Regions from separate parts of the Homo sapiens genome. Here region 1 is linked to region 2. A link is a contact called in ENCODE Hi-C data. All regions are on one chromosome and are shown on one strand. Each heading gives the region's core, a stretch centred on a gene start or an enhancer-like site at or near the end of the contact. The rest is flanking DNA. Distances are from core to core; before and after follow the strand shown.

What was found. A loop is a pair of places that touch in the nucleus more often than their neighbours do. Pooled maps may share reads with other maps.
Region 1: a pooled map shows a loop between it and region 2 (2.5-fold over the local background). The contact joins the promoter of FTCD-AS1 here to the promoter of PCBP3 in region 2. A Hi-C loop is called at or near these places in 6 of 50 pooled maps.

What each region holds. Positions count from the first base shown.
Region 1 is chr21:46,146,907-46,152,863 of GRCh38, reverse strand. FTCD-AS1 (FTCD antisense RNA 1) reads right to left here and starts at 1,250. Exons shown (of 2, transcript NR_170989.1): 1 at 1,105-1,250; 2 at 217-570. It overlaps FTCD (formimidoyltransferase cyclodeaminase), which reads left to right. Exons shown (of 14, transcript NM_206965.2): 4 at 884-972; 5 at 1,127-1,306; 6 at 2,339-2,476; 7 at 2,614-2,745. RefSeq lists enhancers at 1-329, 330-1,033.
Region 2 is chr21:45,641,480-45,647,429 of GRCh38, reverse strand. It overlaps PCBP3 (poly(rC) binding protein 3), which reads right to left and starts at 3,705. Exons shown (of 18, transcript NM_001384156.1): 1 at 3,562-3,705. RefSeq lists silencers at 3,051-3,190, 3,511-4,500.

The sequences.
Region 1 (5,957 bases), core at 1-2,500, 510 kb before region 2:
TGGTGTGGGTTATTGGCTCCTTCTGTATCCCCCAGTTCCCTGCCCTTGACTGCTCTTGCAAGGGCAGAGTGTTCCAAAAAGCCAACATGCAGAAGCGCAGCTCCCTCAATACCGAAATAAACGCAGCCTCGCCTGCGGCCGTGCAGGCCCGGGGCCTCCTCAGACTACACCGCAGAGCAGCTGCACAGGCAAACCAAGAGCCTTAAAGTCCACGCCTTCTAGAGCAGAATAATTTCACTTTGGGAAATTAACTAAATCAAGAAAATGATATGAAACAAACAGAGACAAACGGGACAAAGTGCATACCCACCCCTAGGCTGCACCAACCCAGCGCTCCTGGAAAGAAATCCCGAGGCAGGGACGTAGGTCACAGTCACGCCAGCGTGCAGGGCACACGTAACCCCCGTCACGGTCACGCCGGCATGCAGGGCACACGTAACCCCCGTCACGGTCATGCCAGTCCCCCCGAAGGAAATCCCGACGCAGGGCCCACGTCACAGTCACACTGGTGTGCGGGTTCACGAGTTTTTCCTCTTCTCTGCCGTTATATTTATGTGGTTGCTTGCGGTTCTGTTTATCATACAAAGAAAACAGAAGCATGAACGTCCTGCCGTTAGCATGTCCCACATGTTCCATCCTAACCCTGCAATTCGCCTTTTCAGGGCCCTCTGAGGAGGGGGTGGGCAGGGGTGCTGGCCCACACTGAGGGTCCACTGGGACCACCCGCATCCATCCAAGGCGGAGAACGGGCACTCCCCAGGAGAGGGTGCAGTAGAGGCCCATTCCTGGGTTAGGCTGGAGGGAGCCCCTCCACCTGCGTCCTCCAGGAACTGAGTCCTGGACCCCCTGCCGGTCCAGGCCTGACCGCCGGGCTCTCCTGCAGTTTACCTGTACGGCGAGGCAGCCAGGATGGACAGTCGCCGGACCCTGCCGGCCATCCGGGCCGGGGAGTACGAGGCCCTCCCTAAGAAGGTGCCCCCACCCCGGGCGGTCGGGCCTGGGAAGGAGGTGGACCTGCCCCTTTGTCCTGGCTGGGGTGGCTGGGCCGGGCCCCTCCTTCCCGGGACCCCGGGGGGCTGTTCCCTCCCGTGGGGGATGTCTCACCCCAGAGCGAACTTGCTCACAGCTCCAGCAGGCCGACTGGGCGCCCGACTTTGGTCCCAGCTCCTTTGTCCCCAGTTGGGGGGCCACGGCCACGGGGGCGAGGAAGTTCCTCATTGCTTTTAACATCAACCTGCTCGGCACAAAGGAGCAAGCCCACCGCATCGCGCTCAACCTGCGGGAGCAGGGCCGCGGGAAGGACCAGGTGACCCCGTTCACTGACCCCATGGAGCCCCACCCAGCCCCTCGGGAAAGGGTTAGAGGCTGAGAGCCTCAGGCGGGGAGGTCGGTGGGGATGGGGCACCGGCCGGACAGGGTTCGGCCTCCCACCTGCAGACCGGCCCAGCCTCCGCGTCCACACCGTGCGGGGACCGCGCAGGTCGGCAGGTCAGGGGCGGAGTGAAGCTGGGGAGCTCTGGCCTCCTGGGGATTTTCCAGGGAACGAGGCAGGACTTCCCTTTGTTAACATGTGGCAGCATTTCCATACTGCTGGGAAACAGCGACTTCCGGAGTCCCAGGTGCCCTCAGGGGCCCCCCATATCCCTCCAGATGCCTTGGGAGCCCCGACACCCCTACAAACCTTCAGGTGCCCCCAGGCCTTTCCCTCCACGTCTGCACAGCAGTGGTCACCCGGTCTGAGCGTCACTCCGGGTATAGATACCCGGAGAAAGCGGGGGGGACCACCTGCCCATCTGTTCCCCACTCAGAGACCCCGGTCCCACAAACAGCCAAGGTCCTGGGACCCGGCTTCCCGACCTGCAGACTCAGCACAAAAGCACAGGGACCTCTAAGTCCTGCTTTAGGCCCCGGCCAAGGGCAGAGGTCAGAGTCCCCCCACGTGGACTCAGTCACCCCGACAAGTGCGGGGCTGAGGGGACTTGTCGGGAGCGGAGCAGATGGGATGGGAGAACGGCATGGGGGTGCCTGGGGCCCCACCCCTCAGCATTCCCCCAACATCTAGGACACAGCGTGGCTGGAAGGCAGGGCCTAGGCTGGGCGGGGGCCTGCCGGGGTGGGCCTCCGGTGTCTGACCCTTGGGGCCTCCGTTTCCCTGTGGCAAGCGAAGTTTCTCTGGCCCTCCCCGGCCAGCTCAGTGAGGGACGGAGGAGAACCACAGCACCCACCCAGGCACAGGCTCCTCCCCGTCCAGCTGGGGAATGCAAGTGCCAGGAGAGACTGGCAGGGCCAGGCAGGATGAGCTTCCTAGTCCAGGCTGGGGAACGCTCTTCCTTTGCAGCCAGGACGTCTGAAGAAAGTTCAGGGCATTGGCTGGTACCTGGATGAGAAGAACCTGGCTCAGGTGTCCACCAATCTTCTGGACTTTGAGGTCACGGCACTGCACACGGTCTACGAGGAGACCTGCCGAGAAGCACAGGTGAGCCCGGGAGCAGCCGCTGCTGCTGTGAGGGGCGAGCCGATCTGTCCCGTGGGCAGGGCGGGGGCCCCACATCCTCCAGCCAGGGCCATTCTCCAGCCAGCCCCCAGGGGGTGACGCTGCCTGTGCCTTGGCAGGAGCTGAGCCTCCCAGTGGTGGGCTCACAGCTGGTGGGCCTGGTGCCCCTGAAGGCTCTGCTGGATGCGGCCGCCTTCTACTGCGAGAAGGAGAACCTCTTCATCCTGGAGGAGGAGCAGCGGATCAGGCTGGTGGGCCGGGCTGCCGAGGAAGGGTCGGACAGGGGCGTGCAGGGAGGGTGGGGAGGCGGTGGCGGAGCTCACAGCCCTGGGGCGCAGCTTCCCTCCCCCTCCTCCCCCTTCATTTTATTGACTTGTGTTCAGAAGATGAGATTTCACTTTTTATTTTGGACACCTTATTGAGGTTTTTTTGTGACCTATGATATGCTCAGCTGTGCAAATTCCACGGAGAGGACACCCCACCCTTTCTGCTTGGTCTTGCCTCCTGGGCCGGCCATGCTCCCGTGGAGGGGCCTGTGCCTCCTCTCACCACCTCCATCGGGGCGTCCTGCACCCCTGGAACTGGCAGCTCATGGATGTGTGTGCCTTTAGCTATGGGACTTAGATCCCCATCCACGGAGCGGCTCCTTCAGAAAGTGATTCCTTTTGTCTTGTGGACACCTGGGCCTCAAGGCTTCTGGAGTCTGGGTTCCACCGGGGCCTCAGGTCCTGCTGGGGTGTGGCAGCGTCTGCAGAGCCGCTGTCCGCCTTGGTCTGTCCTTTCACTCGAGGTCACTGCAGAGCCGCTGTCCGCCTTGGTCTGTCCTTTCACTCAAGGTCACTTTGTTTTAGGTGTGTTTTTCGCAATAAGCACAATCCACTTAACTGGATTTTTTGGGGACGTTTTGTCTGTTTGTGTTTTTACTGATTTAGCTCTCGTGACTTGTGGATTCCGTCCTTGTTTAGTCTCGGGCATATTTTCTTCTATTAGATCGCTGACCCAGTTATTTAGTTCTCTAGCTGTAGGACCCCGTGATGCTGCAGCAGCTTTGATGTCTTCTCTGCCTCCGTCTTTACTTTCTCTTCCACTCCTTTCCTCTGGATTCACAGTGGTTTTCCAAAACCCAGCCTCAATCATTGGTGCGTTTGTGGCCTTGTCTGTTGTATTCTTGGCTGTTAACAAAATTTTTTGTGACTTTACATTTTGTATAATTTCTTACAGAGAAGATACAGGTGGCCCTCCACTCCTGCCTCCCACCCATATTTTCCAAGTGCTTGCATTTTGCCCCATTTATTTGTGTATAATCATATTATATTTTTTTCCGGACTATTTAAAAGTTGGGTTGAAGACATTGTACTCTTTTACCCCTAATTTATTAAGGCTGTGTTTCTTAAGAACAGGGACATTCTCTTACATAACCACAGTGTAATTATCAAAATCAGGAAATTCAACACTGATACAATCCTAGTATCTAATAATCCTCAGGCCATAATCAAATTGCTTCAGTGTCCCAGTGATTCCCATCATAGCGATTTCTCCTCCAATCCGTGATCCAGTTCACGTAACACAGAGCACTGAGCCAACCTTTTCTCCTTTCTTCCAACTGTTCCTGTCTTCCTTGTCCTTCATTGACCTTGACATAGTTTCAAAGGACAGACTTTTAAAAGCGCCTCAGTGGGGACTAGTCTGATGTTGCTTGTGGCCAGATGTAGTTGTGCATTTTTATTTTAATTTAATTTGTTACTTCTTTTGAGACAGGGTCTTGCTCTGTCACCCAGGCTGGAGTGCAGTGGCACAATCACAGCTCACTGCAGCCCCAAACTCCAGGGCTCAGGTGATCTTCCCACCTCAGCCTCTCAAAGTGCTGGGATTACAGGCAAGGACCACTATGTAGTCCTGGCTAATTTTGTACAGATGGGGTTTTGCTCTATTGCCCAGGCTGGTCTCAAACTCCTGGACTCAAGCAATCCACTCACGTCAGCCTCCTAAAAGTGTTGGGACGACAGGTGTGCACCAACACGCCCAGCCAGTTACGCATTTTTGGCAGGAAAAGCATAGATGGTATTGTGTCCTCCTCAGAGACGCCGACTCCCCATGATGCTCATTTTCTCAGGGTGCCGACGTGGACCCGTCACTTGCCAAGGCGACCCCCTTCCTCCTGGACCCTTCACTGCAATGTTACTATTTTTCCTTTTGCAATTAATACGTTGTGGGGAGTACTTGAAGGTGTTTAAAGTATTGAGTAGGTAAATACCTGTTTATTACTGAAATTCCAGAGTTTTAGGAGCCAGTGACAGCATTCCAACGTCATCCTTTCTGTCTAAGCAGCAGCTGTCGCTTCTCCACATTTCCTTGTCTTCTTATGTGTGAGGCCCCGTCTGCTTTCCAGTGTGGCGTTTTGTCTTCTTCTTTTTTTTTTTTTTTTTTGAGATGGAGCCTCACTTTGTCACCCAGGCCGGAGTGCAGTGGTGTGATCTCGGCTCACTGCAACCTCCACCTCCCGGATTGAAGCAGTTCTCTGCCTCAGCCTCTCGAGTAGCTGGGATTACAGGCGTGTGCCACCGCACTTGGCTAATTTTTGTATTTTTTTTTTTTAGTAGAGACGGGGTTTCACCATCTTGGCCAGGCTGGTCTTGAACTCCTGACCTCGTGATCCGTCCGCCTCAGCCTCCCAAAGCACTGGGATTACAGGCGTGAGCCACCGTGACTGGCTGGGGTTTTGTCTTCTTTACCTGAAGGGCCCCATGCCTGCGGCCTGCACAGGTCTGGCTGTGCCCGTGGCTGCGTGCTGCCTCCTTGTGGTGAGGCTGCTTTGCTTTGTGTTGTGTGATTTTTGATTGCCAGTGCATGCTCTGTGGAATTTTATCTATGGTAATTCTTGGACACCTGGGTTCAAAGTTTTCTCCTCCAAGGAGGGTTTGTGCTGGCGCTTGTGGACACTGCCTCACAGGACCCCCTGAAGCTGAGTTTTTGGCTTGGAGTTCTGGAACCACACAAGAGTGAATTCGGTGTCGGGTGAGGCCTGCAGCCCTGTCAGGGTGGCTTGTGATTAGGAATTCCCAGGAGATTTTTTTTTTTTTCCTGCTTCACCCAAAGGGAAGGCAGGGACTGGGAAGTACCTCAACTGTTTCCTCTGGCGGGTGGCTGTTTCTAATTCATCCTTGGGGGTGTCACCTTCCAGGGGTCTCCAGTCGGACCCCACTCTGAAGGCCCCAGACCTCCCCCACTCATCAGGGGCTGCCAGAGAGGGGCAGTTGCCCCCAGGGCAGACCCAGCTCCAGGCTGGCAGGCCTTTCCGGACTCGTCTTTCTGGTCGTGTCTGGTTTCGAATGATGTCCTGTCTGCTAGCTTAGCCAGGCCTTTAAAATGCCCGGCATCTTCCTGGGGTTTTCTGCGGAAGGAGGCTTTGCCTTGTGGCTTGCTGGTTCTATGCCACGGGGAGGCACTCTCCACCCCGCCCGGC
Region 2 (5,950 bases), core at 2,456-4,955:
GGCCCCCTGTAATTATCTGTTTACATGTTCCTTCCTCAATCCGAACAGGTGAGCCCTTCAATAAGAACTCTGTCTCATTCCCTCATGGGTTCCCAGATCATAGCATAGGAAATGGCAAACAGTAGGGAATCAGGGAGTATTTCTGAAGCTTGGATGAGGCAGAAGGAAGTTTTCCTGAGTTTCTGTCAACAAAAGAGATGTCAAAGAGTAACCTGGGTTAAGTGTACAACAAATGGGGCCACAGAATCAGTTCAGATGATCATAACAAAAAGCACCTCAACAATCCACTGCTTAGCTTGATATACAACTTACTACCATGTGACATCTCTGTACCACAAGTGACATCTATCTTTTTTGTTTTTTTTTTACTGCTAACCTGTGGGGCAATTCTAAAGTAACTGACAACATTAACCTCAAGAGAAAGAAAAGATTCATGTAAAATGATTTACAAAGATGTCCTCAATATTAGAGAAAAGAGAGTAGATATAGCTCTAACACAACAGGAATGCCTGGCAACCACTCAGTAGCCCAACACATAAACAGATCCCATCGCCAGGAAAGGCTGAGAACCAACATGCTGGAGAATGCAAAACATGCTAGAGTCAACCCTTTTGGGAACAAGTTGCCCCTACATAGATATATGCCTACAGATGTATGTCTATATTGTAATAAAGGTGCTATGATTAGAATATCCCCTCCAAAACTCATGCTGAAATGTAATCCTCAATGCAGAAGCAGTATTGAGAGGTGGGACCTTTAAGAGGTGATTGGATCAAGAGGGCTCTGCCCTCATAAAATGGATTAATCCATTCATGGGTTAATGGATTAGTGGGTTGTCATGGGAGTGGAGCTGGTGGCTTTGGCCCCCGGACCTTAGACTTCTCAGCCTCCATGACTATAAGAAATAAATTCCTTTGCTTTGTAAATTACCTAGTTTCAGGTATTCTGTTATAAGCAAAAGAAAACAAACTAAAACAAACTGGTACTTTCTTAAAGGAATGGTTGTTAAGAAAACAGGGTTTCATTTAATGTCAGTGATTTGTTACTTGATGCCCATACTCAAGCAACAAAACTCCCACCTAGAGAGACAGTGAAGACTAAGCAAAGGAAATTGAATGTTGTAGCATAATTATCCTCCTTAAAAAGAAGAATAAAATGGCGTGTTTTCAAGACACGCTCCCATTCAACATAATTTCCCTGATCAAATTTTATTTAATAATATGAATTCTGAAATTAATTTTAAAGTACACTGGAAAGGAAGTTTGAGCTCCCCCTGCCCCAAAACACACACACACACACACACACACACACACACACACACAGAGAGAGAGAGAGAGAGAGAGAGAAAGAGAGAGAGAGAGAGAGAGAGAGAGAGAAACAGGTGACACGGATTCAGCACCATGGACAGCGGGCCCATGACGCCTTGCCTCTGAGTCACTGCCACCAGGGATGAGAGCTGAGACATCAGAGCTGCCCCAAAATCTACAGCATTTATTCTAATGTTTAAGTTGGGGCAATTCCAATACATGAGCAAGTATTTTCCTTGGTTATGGCCCAAAGCACTGCCTTCTTCACTGAGAGGATACACAACTTACATCTACTAAAATCTGTTTCAGTGTTCACCTTTACAATAAAGCCATGAGACTTTTGTAAAAATAGAAATGATTCTGCCATTGACACAGGAACTGAAATAATCAAAACTGATACACAGAATCCAAATCTGAATAGCTAGATTGGTTCAAGAAGCTCGTGAGGCTTTTTCAAATTTATAAATGCAGCATGCTGTCAGCCTCCTCAGAACAATAGGGTAAAGAATAGCTTCTTCAAAACAGCTAGCAAAATACAACTATATGTTGAACTTTTTCGCATAAATAGCTAAAAACGTAACCACAAAGCTGTGTGGGTTTTCCCCCACCATGAGCATTATAAAGATATCTGGGAAAGTGATGTTTTGAGGTCCAAAAGCACCACTAATCAGCAGCACCTGGGGCAACGCCAGCCAAAAAGCCCTGAATTCTAGACAGAGTCCATTTTTTTCAGTTATAAAGACCCCATTTATCATCAAAACTTTTTCAAAACCTTATAATATTATCAACTAAGAAAATACGTGAAGCTACGTAAGTTCTAAACCATTCGTAATGAACTTGCACTGTATAAACAACAGCATCTACATACAAGCAAAAAAAAAAAATACTGCTCGAAAGTGAGACATCAGTTAGTCGGTCACTGCACTTGTTAGTTTTAAGGCCCCATGTTTTCTGACAGATCTCCAAGCCTGAAAACACCAGAACTATTTCTGCTTCTGTCGTGTGATGATCAATTAGGTCCTTTCAGATCTTGCAAATGATCCCTTTAGAGTGCCACTGTTCTACAAACACTCCTTTTGGGGCCAAAATAGGTATCTCTGACACGCTTTAAGATGATGAATTATTCTTGAATATGAGGAGGACTGGGAGTTAGTTCTCTTAAATAGGGAAGCACCCTTGCACACTCCTTTGGGATCCACATCTGAGAAAGTCCAAAGAAAAGAAAAAGGGCAACAGTTTGCCCCTGAAAGTGAGTTCAATTTCAGAGGGATATGTGAGGGCCTGTGCCAGAGGAATATTTTTGAAATGGGGGGAGTCTATAAGTTGCCCAGTCTAATCTCTAAAGGCCTCTCCGCAAGGCCCTGCTGCTCAAGATTCCTTCTGGCGAATCCCACTCTACAAACACTCAACAACTAAGAGTGCTACTGGCTCACATGGAGGGCTAACAAGACCTGCAAATCCAGGCTGCTCTGAAGGACGGTGGAAGATAACCAACCCCGAGCCACGAGATTTAGGACCCGACTTTTGGTTAACTTTCAAATTTCTTATGCCAGTAATATACTTCAGAGTGGCGCGGAGGGAATTGGAAAACATCACCAGGCAAAAAAAAGAAAAAAACTCTTTCACGAAACAAGACTTCCAATTAGAACACGTGTGGGGACAATAAGAAACACGTTCTAACCACCCCCAAAATTAAAATAAAACACAGCGAGCAACAAGAGAGACCTGCGCGCGCCCCACCGCCCGCGCGCGGCTCTCCGCAGGGTCACCGAGGGGTGAGGCCGCGCTCTCCCGGCGGCCGTCCAGGGGGAGGAGGCCCCGCGCCCCGCCCCGCCGCCCTCCAGCCGCCGCGGCCGCTCCGGGGTGTTCCCCAGATCTCTTCTCAATCAAGAGATGAAATTTGTGCCGTTTTGAAACTGAAGCCTCAAGTAGTCCAGACGTTTTCTGACCCACATCCGAGACGTTCTCGGCTTCCCGCCGCAACTTCCGAATTTGGGGAGGGGGCGGAGGCGGGCGGGCCAGGCCTGGCGACCGCACCTTGAGGGAGCGCGAGTCCCCTCGCTGCCCCGGGCCGCCGCAGGCGCCGGCGGCGGTCGGGGACGGCGCGACCCAGCCCGGGACCCCCGCCCGCCCCGGCTCGGGCGAAGTTTGCCGCGGCCCGGGGTCGCCCCGTCACTCGGCCTCCGTCGGGGACTGGGTCCCCGTAACCCGCAAGGGCGCCCGACCCCGACCCCGCCCGCCACCGCTCACTCACCTGCCCTGCGCCGGACGGCGAGCCCGCGGGCCGGCGGGGAGAGGCCGGGAGGCCCGGGCGGGGTCGGGGCGAGGCGGGTGAGGAGGCGGCGGCGGAGCCTAAGTCAGCCGAAGCGGCGGCGACCGCGGCTGAGGCGGCTGAGGCGGCGGTCGCGGCTTCAGGCGCTCCAGCCCGAGCGCTGCGCGCGGCGCGGGCCCGCCCCTCTGCGCCGCTAACCAATCTAGCGCCGCGCGCCGCCGCCGGCCCCGCCCCCGCCCAAGGGCAGGCTCGCGAAAGCGGGCGCCGCGGGCCAATGAAAGGGCGGAACATCAACCGGCGCGGCCAATCCGAGCCCGGAAAGTTCTCTGGAAAAAGCCAACTCCAGTCAAAGGGGCGGGGGTGGGGCTGGGGGCGGGGCGGGGACCTGGCCCAATGACGCGCGGGGCGGGGCCGAGCATTGGGCGGGGAGGAGGCGGGGCCTCGAACGGGCGGGCCGGTCACTAGTAGTGGGCGGGGTCGTAGGCGGGACATTGAGCGGGCGGGGCAAGAATCGGGGCGGGGGCCTAATGAAGTGAAGCGGGGAGGGGACGGGCAGTGGGAGGGGCAGGTCACATTTGGGGTGGGGTGGGGGCGGGGCAGGGGCGGGGCTGAGTACGGGAGGCCAGGCCGGGGAGAGGCCTAAGTCGGGGCGGGCGGGAGAAGGGCAAGAGCAGTGGGCGGGGCTCGGGGGTTAGGGGATTAGTGCCCTTGCTGGGGCGGGGCCCAGGCTTGGGGCGGGCCTGTGGTGGGCAGGGCCGTGGATGGGCGGGGCGAGCCTTCGTGGGCGGGCCAGGCCTGTGGTGGGCGGGGCGGGCCGTTGGTGAGCGAGACCTTGGTGGACGGGGCGGATCCGCGGTGGGCGGGGATTTGGCGGGCGGGCGGGTGGGCCCGACGGGACGGGAATGGCCGTTGAATTCCCAGCCGTGCCGCAACCCCGAAGGTCCCCCTGCAGCGCCCGCTTCCCGTTCTCTGTGGGCCTGGCCCCGGCCCGGAGGCTGGGGCCGCAGCGCCCGGCGGGCAGGGGCCCCGAGCGGCTCGTGAGCCTGTGCCCAGACGCTGCCCGCCCCGCGCTGGTCCCGCCGCCCTGTCCCCTCCGCCCGCCCGGCGTTCGCGTGCCGTGGCCTGGGGCGGGGCGTTGCTGGGCCCCGGGGGCTGCAGGGGGAGGCCGCCCTTTCTCTGGGCTGGCTCCGGGCTGTTCCGCTCCGCGCCGTTTTCCCGGTACTTCCCGCGGAGCCCGCCTCGCTGTGCGTCCCCGCCCGGGCGTTTCTTCCGCGGCGCTGAGCGCCCGCCCCGGCCTCGGGCAAGGGCAGCCGGACGCCCCGAGGACCAGGGCGCTGGGGCCGAGGCGCGTCCTCCGCAGTCGCCGCGCCTGGGCCCCGTTTCCCCGCGGGTCCTCGCCGGGGTGGGAGGCGCCTCTTGGCGTCCGTGGGGAGCTGGGTGTGGGGGGCGGCAGGGCAGGAGGTGGGGGGGCTGAGCCGGAGAAACGTCCTCGCCCCGCCCGAGACCTCAGACACCCCAGAACCTCGGGCCGGCAGCCAGCTGCAGGAATCGCGCCCTAAAGCCTGGGGTCCGCGCCCGCCCGCCTCCCGCGAGCGCCAGGGGCTGCCGGGTCACCGGGATGCAGCCTCGAGGCGACGTCACAGACCCCACGCGGCCCCCCGAGCACCCCCGGAGCCGGCGCGGGGACAGGGGTTCGGGATGGACGGAACCCACGCAGGGAACGTTCCGGGCCGTCTACGCCAGGCTCAGGGCGGCCGTCAGCTGGGGTTGGAGGTGGGTCAGGAAGAGATGTGTCCTTTTGTCTCCAAATGTCGCTTGTGTCATTAAAAGACAACCTTAAAATAGAAGAAAAAAAAAAAAAAAAAGCCTGGGCTGGCGTGAGGAGGGGCCGTCCGCGAGCTACGGAGGCTGAGTCGGCGGGGAAGGGAATGTGGAGTGGGGCGGGGGGGGCGCTTGGCGAACCCGTGCTTTGGACGCGCTTGGCGGTTTCGGGGAGAATGAGAATGGAGGGGAGGGAGGCCAAGGCCTGCAGCCTGGTGGGAATGCTGGGAAGGACGCTGTGGACAGGACCTTACTGGAAATGAACCAGAAGGGAAGGTGGGCCGGGCGCGGTGGCTCGCCCCTTAATCCCAACGCTTTGGGAGGCCGAGGCAGAAGGATCGCTTGAGCCCAGGCGTTGGAGACCCGCATGGGAAACATCGTGAGACTCTGTTTTTAGAAAAGGAGGAGGAGAAGGGATACTGGGCGGCCTCTGCCACACCTGGACTCTGCGGGCAGGGGGCCAGAGGGACCCAGGGCTGCTGTGCTGGAGCTGGAGCTGGCGCGAGGGTCTGGGCAGAGCACTGTCAGCGCCCCCAGATTACAGGCTGCC